Linked DNA regions of Mus musculus: region 2 is linked to region 1. The links are chromatin loops, found by intact Hi-C in ENCODE. Cell type or tissue: heart. All regions are shown on one strand. Each heading gives the region's core, and the rest is flanking DNA. Links, peaks and the distances in the headings are about the cores only.

Region 1 (5,368 bases), core at 369-5,368:
AAGCCATCTTGACAAACCAAAAATAAAAATTTAAAAAAACGCCGGGCATGGTGGTGCACACCTCTTAATCCCAGCACTCGGGAGGCAGAGGCAGGTGGATTTCTGAGTTCGAGGCCAGCCTGGTTTACAAAGTGAGTTCCAGGACAGCCAGGGCTATACAGAGAAACCCTGTCTTGAAAAATTAAAGAAAAAAAAAAAAAAAGGGACTTTGTCGCTGAAACCGCTTCCTAATCAAATTTTTGTCTTGCTGGTCTCCACCTTTTCATTTGCTAAGCGCTGGCTTTGAACTCACAATTTAGCCAAGGGTGATCTTCTTGAACTCCCGACCTTTCCACCAAGTGCTAGAGCTAAGGGCATTCTAGGCCCAGATTCGAGGCCTCTCAGAGATCCACCTGCCTCTCCCGTGTCTCAGTGTTGGGATTAAAGTCCCTGACACCAGGCTTTTCCTTCCCCAAGGGTAATTCATTTCGGGGTGGGGGTAGGGTTTGGAATTCTTGCCCTGAAAACCTACCCAGTTTCTGAGGAAGACACAGGCTTTCAGGGGCAGAGAGCTCTTACAGGATGCACCAGCAGGAACAAAGGCCTTGATGGGGGTCTGCACCCACCTGACTGCAGAGCCTGTTACATGTCCTTCATGCTTCAGAGACAGGGTCAGGGAAGTAAGGCTACTCTGTGTCTGTGGGACAAGCCCAGTGTGGTGGGGGTGGGGGAGGCAGTCCCTGGGGACAGAGAGGCCCAGCCTCCCAGATCCGCATATGAAACTGCTGAGACCTGCCTGGGGTGTTCTCAAGCGGCAAGGCCGGTTTTAGCTTTAATACCTGCCGCTCATTAAGAGCCCATCAACACCAGAGTTTCTGGATTTGAAGTGGTGGCAGTCCCCCAGTGCCCGTGCTCCCTGCACAGCCCCGGGGACACACTCGATGGCTTTTTGTTCATTTGAGACATGAGTCATAACACGGACTGCCCTGGGGCCTTCCCAGTGCCCAGGATCTTCACGTGCATCCTTCCAGCCCCACCCTGTTTATCAGTGTCCAGTTCTCAGAGTAGACGCTCCCTTGCCCTCCCCGTCTTGTATCTAGTTCTGAGAAATGGGGATGATGTTGGAAAGTCCCCGTCAGTGGAGACAGAGGGAAGGACAATGTCAGGCTTTCCGTTCACTGAAGAGGGATGGGAATGGTGGGGGATCGGGACAGAGTCTGCAGCAGGAGCCCCGGGCACAACAGTGGTCAGGGAGGCCCCTGTCTCTTCTCTTTTGAGCCCAGGCCAGTCAATGGCAGGCCATGCCCTTCCAGGAAGCAATGTCCCATTCACTCTCCACAGCCTGGCCTACTCACGCCCAGCCCCCTCTCCCTACACACCCACTGTGCACTGGGTTCCAGTTCTGTCATTCTGTAAGCCTGGCCTTGGTGTGGGGACACAGGGCCTTCAGTACTAGACAAGAGACCACAGACCTTCAGCCTCTTGGCTGCAGCGTCAAGTCCCACCCAGGGGCCCCAATAGGCAGCTGTGTACCCGCAGTGAGGCTGTGGAGGAGGAGTGGGAGCTTCCCCAGCTTGCAGAATGACCTGGGGTTGGGCCCTGGGCCTTCTGGAGACCCCATGGATGGCTACTTCACCATCTGGAAAGTACCAACTATGCACCAGACACCCAGTAAGTCCTGGAGCAGCAAGCAGCATCAGGCAGCCCATAGCGCCAAATTCCAGCAAGGAACCATTCTAGTAGGTGGAGGGTAAGAAGGGCTGTGGAGGAAAACTCAAGGAGGGTACAAGGGGTGTGACCACCATCACTAAGGCAGGGACAAGAAGAAGACAGGGGTGTGATGCTATCTCGGATAATTACTTCGAGTTCTGTGAGAGAGGCTGACTCAAAAATAAGGCAGCAGAGGAAGACACTGAAGCTGACCTCCGTACTCACAAGCACGCGGGAGCCTGCTGGTGAGCCAGCCCCTCAGACCCGGTCCTCTCTCTCTTCACTACGCAGCTCCGGCCTCTGCTGAAGTGTGTGTATGCGGGCTGTTAAGTGTTTTGCTCTGAATTGTATTTTTATAAATGGCATTGGTGGGGTGGTGGGCATGTGCACGCACAGGGAGGTCAAAGGACAATTTGCAGGAGTGAGTTCTGGAAATGAAATTCAGGGCGTCAGGCCTGGCAGCAAACACTCTTACCAGCTGAGCCATCCTGCCTTGACAGCCCTGGTTTGTATCAGATAGGGTCTCATACAGCCCTGACTGGCCTCAAATGAACTACATCGTCAATGACCCTGAACCTCTCTCTCTCTCTCTCTCTCTCTCTCACACACACACACACACACACACACACATCAGATAGGGTCTCATGCAGCCCTGACTGGCCTCAAATGAACTACATTGTCGATGACCCTGAACCTCTCTCTCACTCACACACACACACACACACACACACACACACACACACACACACACACACACACACACACACACACGGCAGGCATTTACCAACTGAGCTACGGCCCCACCCCTTGCAAAATGTATTCATATTGAATGATGTGAGGCTAGAGGACAAGTTTCAATGCATTATTTCCTACCTTTATGTGGAAGACAGACTCACACAGCAAATGCTTCTAGCCTACAAACCGTCCCATCAGCCTTCCCCGTCTTATGAACTGGTTCTATGCTGTAGCCCAGGCTGGCCTGAAAAACTAGTCCCTCTCACATCTGCTGGCTACCGCACCCAGCCAGGTGGAGCTTACTGGATATGCCATCCTGCAGATCCCTTGTCTCTATAGGAATGGCTAGCCATCACTAAGGCAGGGACAAGAAGTCCCACTGGACAGCTGCCAGAACTCTTGGGTCTCTGCATCCTCCTGCAGAGAGCTGGGCTTCCTGTAGGGGTCTAAGAACTGCTCATAGCAGGTAGCCTAGCCCGGGGAACCTGTGATGTAAATCAAGCTCTCTCGGGAGAATCTTAGTCCTAACACAGGTAGCAGGCACCTGGTAGCTTCTAGGGTCAGTTGGGTCGGAGTCACCCAACAACTCCACTTCAGCAGCAGGCCCCAGTCCTGGGTACACTAGTGTCAAGTCCTTAGTCAGACATACTGCCAGGAGCAACTGCTCCCCGATGTCTTTGGTAAGGTCTGAGGGCACCTGCCTGCCATTTAAGTGTCACTCAGCTCTGCTGTGCATCAGCAGCAGGCCAGCCCAAACCCCAGAGAGGTGCCTCTAGTTCCACGGTCCCTGCCAAGCTTGGCAGGGAGCTGGCAGCAGCGACAGCCTGAAGCTCCCCAGCGCCTGGAAGGCTCCCAGGCCCTCGCTGGAGAATGTGATGCCATTTCTCTTGTTAAATGGCACCAGGTGGCAAAGAAAATGTGGCACAGGGACCTGAGGCGGAGATGTGCACATCACACTAGCAGAGCGGGTTAAGAGGAGAGCAGCTTCCTGTTGTCAGCAGGTGACATAACAGTGTCCCCATGCTTTCTTTAGCTCAGATGTTGCTCCAGCAGCACCGCCTCTCCCGACCCCACTTTAGGACCCAGGGTACTGTGGTCTGGGAACAATGTTAGTCCCTAAGAGAAGGCTGGCCTTCCAGTCCATCTCTAGGGACAGTGCACATGTTCTCATTTGCTTGCAGCCTTCCCCCTATTTCTGGATCCACCTGTGCTGTCCCCCCTCCCACTCCCCAATGACTGAATGTCTTGTCAGGGTCGCCTGAGTCAGACCTGTGGTACTGACAGAGCACCTTGGCAGTCTGCAGTGAGGGAGGTTTTTCAGCTCACAGGACTGCTGCTTCCTCAGGCATAAACCCCTGTGTTTCCATCTCTTGGACCACACAGAGCTCAGGGCAATGCAGGCTGTGCCCCAAAGGGCACACCTTTGGCTCTCATGAAGCCTGTAGGCCTGCTGGGAGGGTGACAGGAGCTGCCACTGCGAGAGCACAGCCCTGTGAAGCGTGAAGCACTCTGCAAGTGTCAGGTGACGTGTGTGGCCTCAAGGGAACCTACAAAACTGGGATGCAGGGGGGGCTACCTTCAAGACAGAAAGGTACTTCAGGCTAGGTGTGGTAGCGCATGCCTTTAGTCCTAGCACTCAAGAGGTAGAGGCAGGTGGATCTCTTGAGTTCAAGGACAGCCTGGTCCAGGAGAGTCAGGGCTACATGGAGAAATCCTGTCTTGAAGAAAAAACCAAAACCAAACCCAAACCCAGAGAGGTAAGACTGACCCTAACTTCACAGTAGGGCAGGGCCTTGGGATGTTCTGGAAGGAGCTATGGTCTTTGCGTCATCCGAGTGCGGTGAGCTCAGGACTTGGCTCCCCTGCTCCCTCAACAGCACCCCCAGGTCCCGTGTGTTAAGCCACCTTCTGAAGAATTGGGGACTTTGACGGGGCTGACAGGACCAACCCAGCTCTTTTACAACCTTCTCTTTGGATCCAGTGTGCAATGCCACAGTCAGCTTGTCACTTCTCACACTCCGACCTTGCAGCTGTCATTCCTGATGTGAGAGTGGCTTTACAAATCAGCTCAGTCACTGCGGGGCAGGGGTGGCACATGCCTGTGATCCCAGCACTCGAGAGGCAATGGTCGGTGGATCTCTGAGTTCGAGGCCAGCTTAGTCTACAGCCTGAGTTCCAGGACAGCCAGGGCTACACAGAGAAACCCAATAGCTCAGTCTGTTTTGTTTTGTTTTTGTTTTTTTCGAGACAAGGTCTCTCTGTGTAGCCCTGGCTGTCCTGGAACTCTCTGTAGACCAGGCTGGCCTCGAACTCAGAAATCCGCCTGCCTCTGCCTCCCGAGTGCTGGGATTAAAGGCGTGCGCCACCACTGCCTGGATTGCTTTTTTTTTTTTTTTTTTAATGTGATTGGTAGCTTGCTGTTACAGTGTGAGGCATGACACTGTGTGTGATCTACAAGAGAGACCAACAAGTTGTAGGGAGCAATGTGGTCTTGGGCAGCAAGCCACCTGCCATTTCCTTCAGCCCTCTCAATGTGAGTAGAACCAGCTCCACTTACACGAGGAAAAACAGGCACCAGAATACAACAGCCGGGCTGTAAGAAACGCAGGGCCTGGACCTGACATTTTCCCTGGGCTCCTGGAAGCCACACTTTGCCCCCGCAATTGTACTGAGTCAGTTTCTGCATCTACAACACATTTCCTTCCTTCCTTTCTTTTTTTTTTTTTAAAGCCATGGCTCTTTGTTCCAAAATCTTAGGTGGATTATGATGTTAGACAGGTGCAGATGGGACCTCTGTGGGGTGAGACGAGAAACGGGAGGCTGCTGGGGTCTCGCTGGGCTCTCTCCCGACTCCTGCCCAGCAGACCTCCCTGGTGGAGCTCAGTCCTGCAGTGAGCAGGCTGCCTCTGGGCCTGTCAGGCCCTGACTGGTCTTCACCAACAGT
Region 2 (5,368 bases), core at 111-5,110, 49 kb before region 1:
AGCCCCACGCGGGAAAGGCTGGTGGCCGTGGGACAGGAGCTTGTGGCGTGGTATCTCATGTCTTGGCAGACCAGGAGGCACCAGAGCGACAGGGAGAGATCACTCACAAGACCTGCTGCTTGCAATCCATTTATGTCAGCCAGGCCTTGGGCCCCGAGGTTCCACAGCCAGCTGCGGCAGTGCCATGGCTGGGGACCACATGTTGGAATCCATGAGCCTGTGGGGACATTCACAGTCAGACTACGGTCAGGTAGACAGACTACAGACAAGTAGACCATTTGAGGCTATGTGTCTGTGTCGAAGGAAGAAGCCAGTGAAGGCTGGCACTGTAGCTAGTTGCTGCGTGCACAGAGTTTTAACTTATAATTAGGTTTATTTTTTTATTTCTGTCTGTCTGTCTGTCTGTCTGTCTGTCTGTCTGTCTGTCTGTGTGAAGGTATATGCACATGAGTGCAGGTGCCCTTGGAGGCCAGAAGAGGGCGTCAGATTCCCTGGAGCTGGAGTTACAGCTGGTGATGAGCCTCTTGGCATGGATGCTGGGAACCGAACTTTGATCCCTCCAGAAGAGCATCGAGTGTTCTTACCTTCTGAGCTATCTCTCCAGCCCTCTGCATTAGGTTATTTCTAGTTCTCTGGGGAATCAGGGAAGATTTTAGAACAAGAAAATTAGTTGAAAGTTTTTATTTGGAATCACTGTAAGGAGAGATTATGGGGTGGGTTCTGTGTCACCTGATGACATTGAAGAGGCTACCCATGTACACTGTGGAATCATGTGACTCAGATCATCCCTGAGCATAGCAAACCCAGAGCTTACTCTCCCTCTGCAGGCTGCCACACCTGAGTCCTCCCACCCCTGGTCAGTGCCCACCCGAAGCCCTGGGGTCCTAAAGTACAAGCGCAGTGCAGGACAGCAGTTCATAGGAATATCCTAGAGGCAGATTTAAGGGTGTTTGAAACTCATCCTGGTGGCCTTGGGAAGAATAGGTTAGCGAAAGGAGACAGTGAAAGATACAGAAACAAGCTAGGAGGCTCTTAGAATGGGTAGAATAAGAGAGAAACAAGAAGGTAGAATTGAATAAATATTTTGAGATATAAATTAATTAGCAATGATGTTAACTCAAAGGTGGAAGAAGCTGGATGGTACAGAGGACTCTTTCTAGGCTGTTGCCTGGAAATGCTCTGATGCCTTGAGTAGTGAGCAGTGGCCAAGAGGCAGCACTCACAGGGCTGGGTAGAGCCGGTGCTAAGGGAAGCCGCATTCTTGCTGGGAAAAGAGTTGGACTGATTGAGGAGGCAAAGACAGCCTGGAAAACAGCCAGGAAAGGATGCCTGCCATCCTTTGGTTGCCATTGATAACCTCTCTCAGTTATCAATGTCAGCAGGGTGCCGTACACCCCATTAGACCCTCAGCTTGGCAGAGATCCCAAATTGAGGGAGTTCAGCAATTTAGCTGTGAGTTTGCCTTAAAGCTGTGGTTCTTGGGCCTCCATGGGCCACTGAATCACAGGCTACAATCCCAGAGCTGTGACTAAGCAACCCTGAGGTGTCGGGCACAGCAAACTTCCCGAACCTAAGCACGCTCTTTATCTAAAAACCAGTACTTATTTATAAAAGCTGCTCAACACCAGGGCGATGGGGGCGCTCACCTCAAATCCCAGCACCCGGAGCACTCTGACTTCAAAGCCAGCCTCATCTGCCCAGAGAAACCCTGTCTCAAAAAACAAACAAGAAGCTGCTCTGGGAAACTCTAGGACTTGCTGAAAGACAGAACACAGTACAACTTAATTTAATAAAAAGGCCAAGGAATTCCTCAGACTCCACAGTGATTGTGGGATGAGGTTACAGGTGGCCGCTTTTCATGTTTTTGTAGCGCTCCAGCATTTCTCAGATGTTCTTCAATGGAAATTATGTTTTATTCTGCTAACAGGCATGCTTTATTCTGATAACAACGTGGTAAGGTAGATGTGTGTTAAACCCAAAAGGCAGAGGTAAGGCCAGTGACCATTATTCCCACTTGCTGCCTTATAGGGTGATTTCGCAGCTGCTGCTGCCAACCTACAAACCTGCTTATCCGTGCTGGGCCGGGCGCTGCCCACCTCCCGCCTGGACTTGGCCTGCAGCCTCTCCTGGAATGTGATCCGCTACAGCCTGCAGAAGCTGCGCCTGGTACGCTGGTTACTCAAGAAGGTCTTCCAGCGCTGGCGGGCTACTCCCGCCACTGCAGCTGGCTTTGAGGATGAGGCTAAGAGCAGCGCAAGGGATGCGGCACTGGCCTACCACAGGCTGCACCAGCTGCACATCACAGGTGAGAAGGGAGGGCGGCCAGGCGTGCTGCACGGTTGGTTCCGAGCGCCTCTTCCTTGGGTTGTTTTGCAAGCGCTCCACCTTGACTGAAGCCAGCTTACATGGCTTTAAACCAGCCACCAACCTACACTCTCTATAGCTGTATTTTACCCTCCCTTCCTCCCTCACTTCCTTCCTTTTTTTAAAAAAATGTATTGATTTTATGTGTATAGATGTGTACCACGTGTGGGGGCAATGCCTAGTGGAGGCCAGAAGAGGGCGCCAGATCCCCTGGAACTGGAGGTGCCTGTGGTTGTGAGCAGCCATGTGGGTGCTGAGAATTGAACCTGGGTCCTCTGGAAGAGCAGCAAGTGTTCTTAACCACTGGGCTATCTCTCCAGCCTTGAGCTTAACTATTTCGAAGATGGACTTGGGTGTAGATGCACATGCCTTTAATCCCAGCTCTCAGAGACAGGTGGGTAGATTTCTGAGTTCGAGGCCAGTCTGGTCTACAGAGTGAGTTCCAGGACAGCCAGGATTACACAGAGAAACCCTGTCACAAAGAACAAAACAAAACAGAACAAGCCCCCCCCCTTTTTTTTTGTTTTGTTTTGTTTTGTTTTGTTTTGTTTTGTTTGAGACAGGGTTTCTCTGTATAGCCATGGCTGTCCTAGAACTCACTTTGTAGACCAGGCTGTCCTCGAACTCAGAAATCCGCCTGTCTCTGCTTCCAAAGTACTGGGATTAAAGAATGTGCCACCACCGCACGGCAAAAACCCCTTTTCTAAGATGAACATTATTCACAGTACTGTCTCTCCACACTTAAGCATGGCCGGATACACATACTACAATCCCAGCACCAGGAAGGCTCAGGAGTGCAGGATCGTCCTGGGCCAACCTGGGCTACATGAGACCTTGTCTCAAAAAAAAAAAGGAAGAAGAAGAGATAGGACTAGCAAGGTGGCTCAGTCAGTAAGGCCCTTGCCACCGAGCATAATGACCTGAATCAACCCCAGTGACTCAGTGGCAGGAGCCAACTAAGTCCCCCACGACGTGCTTGGACTTACACACGTCCATGGTACACGCAGACACATAAAATAATAAGTGTTTAAAATTAAAAGTGCGGATTATGATGGCTCTTGGTTTCCTGCTCAGGAGTTTGGTTTGTTGACAGAACTGAGAGAAACGGGAGGAAAGGCCATTTGCCAAGCCAGGCTGTGCTGCCCTGTGCTGGACAGTTGCCGTGAGACATGGAGGAGAAATACCTGGTAGACGTTGGACCTGTGGAGTCTGCGGCCCAACTGATGGGCCCTGGGCCTTCAAGGGAGCCCATGAAAGGGACCTCTCATGCAGAGGACGGGTGGGGCAGTGTAGTCAAGACGGGAACTGTGTAACTAGACATCGTGGCACATCCTTTAATCCCAGCACTGGGGAGGCAGAGGCGGGTACGACTCCGAGTTTGAGACCAGCCTGGTCTACAGAGTGTTTCAGGTCAACCAACGGCACATGATGTCTCAGAAAAACAAACAGACCCTGCCCGAGAGGGATGTCAGTCAAAGGTCAGAGGAGAGTTTGTCAAAGGTCAGAGGTGTTTGGCCCTTGGGTAAGAGGGACAGGGTAAGGACAAACGATTGAAGAGACGATTGCTGCTGCTGTACCCATGAGCAGTAGGTGAAGTCCAGAGCTACCTGCTGCTTTGAGCTTTAGCCAGAGGGGAGCAGCCTGAGGTGAGCTTGCGGCTTTGCCAGGAAATCCCCACCTTCAGCTTTGTCCTGCTCCTCAGCTCTGTCCTGCAGCACTGCTTTTGTTCTTGGGTTTTGCCCCCTCATGGCGCCCTGAGAACAGACTCCATGCCCGATCTCCGACCACGAGACTAAGCTGCTCAGTTTTAGAGTTCCAACTAGAACGGTTTCCATCAGCCCGTGTCTACACTCGCTGACCATTCCCTCCCCCCAGGACCTAGGGGCCTCTGAAGGGACAGGGCTGACCCCAGCGTGGCTCTCGTACTGTGCTCTGTCCTCTCTGAAGGAGAAAGCTTAGAGTTTTGTGGGGAAAGCAGATAGCCCACACTAATACAGAGTGACCTCAGGCACTAGGAGCGCCTCCTGCTTATCATAAGGACGCAGCTGGTTACGAGGCCCCCTCAGCTGGTGAGGACAAGAGGCCATGGAGGCCCTGAGGTCAGAAGGCTGCAACTCTGTGAAAGCTCAGGACAGCTACAATGGGGCCTTGGGCCTGTGCCAGGGGCACCTTGTCTGTCCCCTGACCTCACGGTATAAACTATCTCCCTGCTGATCCAACCAGTGTGTGACTAGCATTGTCTCGCTCTGTTTCCCTTCTGTGAAGTATGTAGGAGGAGGGTAAGGAAACCAAGAGCCACTTGGGTTTTGTGTTGTTTTCATTGTCTCCCTTCAAATATTTGGAAATTTAGCCCTTTACCAACAGAATGTGGCCGTGCTAGTGACAGGGCTTTGGGAAGGATTGCACCACACACCTGACTTCTGTCCAGTGACCAGCACTCCTAGCAGCTAATCCTAACAGTAACCACAAGCCAAGTTCCAGTCGGTAGGAGAGGCAGGGAGCCACATAGCTAGTAACTTGCTGAGCCTGCATCCCGTCCGCACCTTTGCACCTTTCTGAGCACAAAGGCCACTTCTCGTCTCCTCTGGCACCTCTTTGACACAAATAAGAGGAGATGTTTGCTTTGGTTCTCGGTTTGCAGAGTATAGTCCTTCGTGGCCAAAGGCAGCTTTCAGCCACAGAGAGAATGCGGAGTCAGCCTGGATCTGGAGGTGTGCGGTAGTCCTCAAAGGCCCGCCCCAATAGCTCCCATCTGTCACCTAGGCCCACCTTATAAAGGCAACACAGTCTGCCCAGGTGGGGAGTGCCACCAAGTGCAGACCCCGTGCTAAAACCCCTGAGTCTGTAGGTGACGGTTTACAATCGCTGTTAATGATTGTACTGGAGAGGCAATGAGACTGTCGTCTTGGAGACTGTTGACATGAGTGTCTGTTTCTGCCCGCCCTAGGGAAGCTTCCGGCGGGATCTGCCTGTTCAGATGTGCACATGGCTCTGTGTGCTGTGA

What was found. Hi-C counts contacts between places; a loop is a spot of excess contacts. Peaks named below come from ENCODE experiments on the same cell type or tissue, not always from the same donor. Only the 100,000 strongest peaks of a DNase experiment are listed, where the experiment ranks them.
Region 2: it touches region 1 in a loop (2.3-fold over the local background); 4 of 42 quality-filtered maps call a loop at or near these places.

The regions. Positions count from the first base shown.
Region 1 is chr15:82,228,956-82,234,323 of GRCm38, forward strand. It overlaps Cenpm (centromere protein M), which reads right to left. Exons shown (of 6, transcript NM_025639.4): 6 at 4,807-5,368. Among named protein-coding and RNA genes, the nearest start is that of Tnfrsf13c, 7.3 kb to the left of the region's middle. In heart, for the core only: no CTCF peak of the experiment used is centred there; a DNase peak (open chromatin) is centred at 3,156; H3K27ac peaks cover 2,289 bases; H3K27me3 peaks cover 1,131 bases.
Region 2 is chr15:82,179,953-82,185,320 of GRCm38, forward strand. It overlaps Srebf2 (sterol regulatory element binding factor 2), which reads left to right. Exons shown (of 19, transcript NM_033218.1): 10 at 2,029-2,305; 11 at 5,312-5,368. Among named protein-coding and RNA genes, the nearest start is that of Mir33, 15 kb to the right of the region's middle. In heart, for the core only: a CTCF peak has its summit at 2,547 (motif pointing right); no DNase peak of the experiment used is centred there; H3K4me3 peaks cover 849 bases; H3K27ac peaks cover 2,372 bases; H3K27me3 peaks cover 1,223 bases.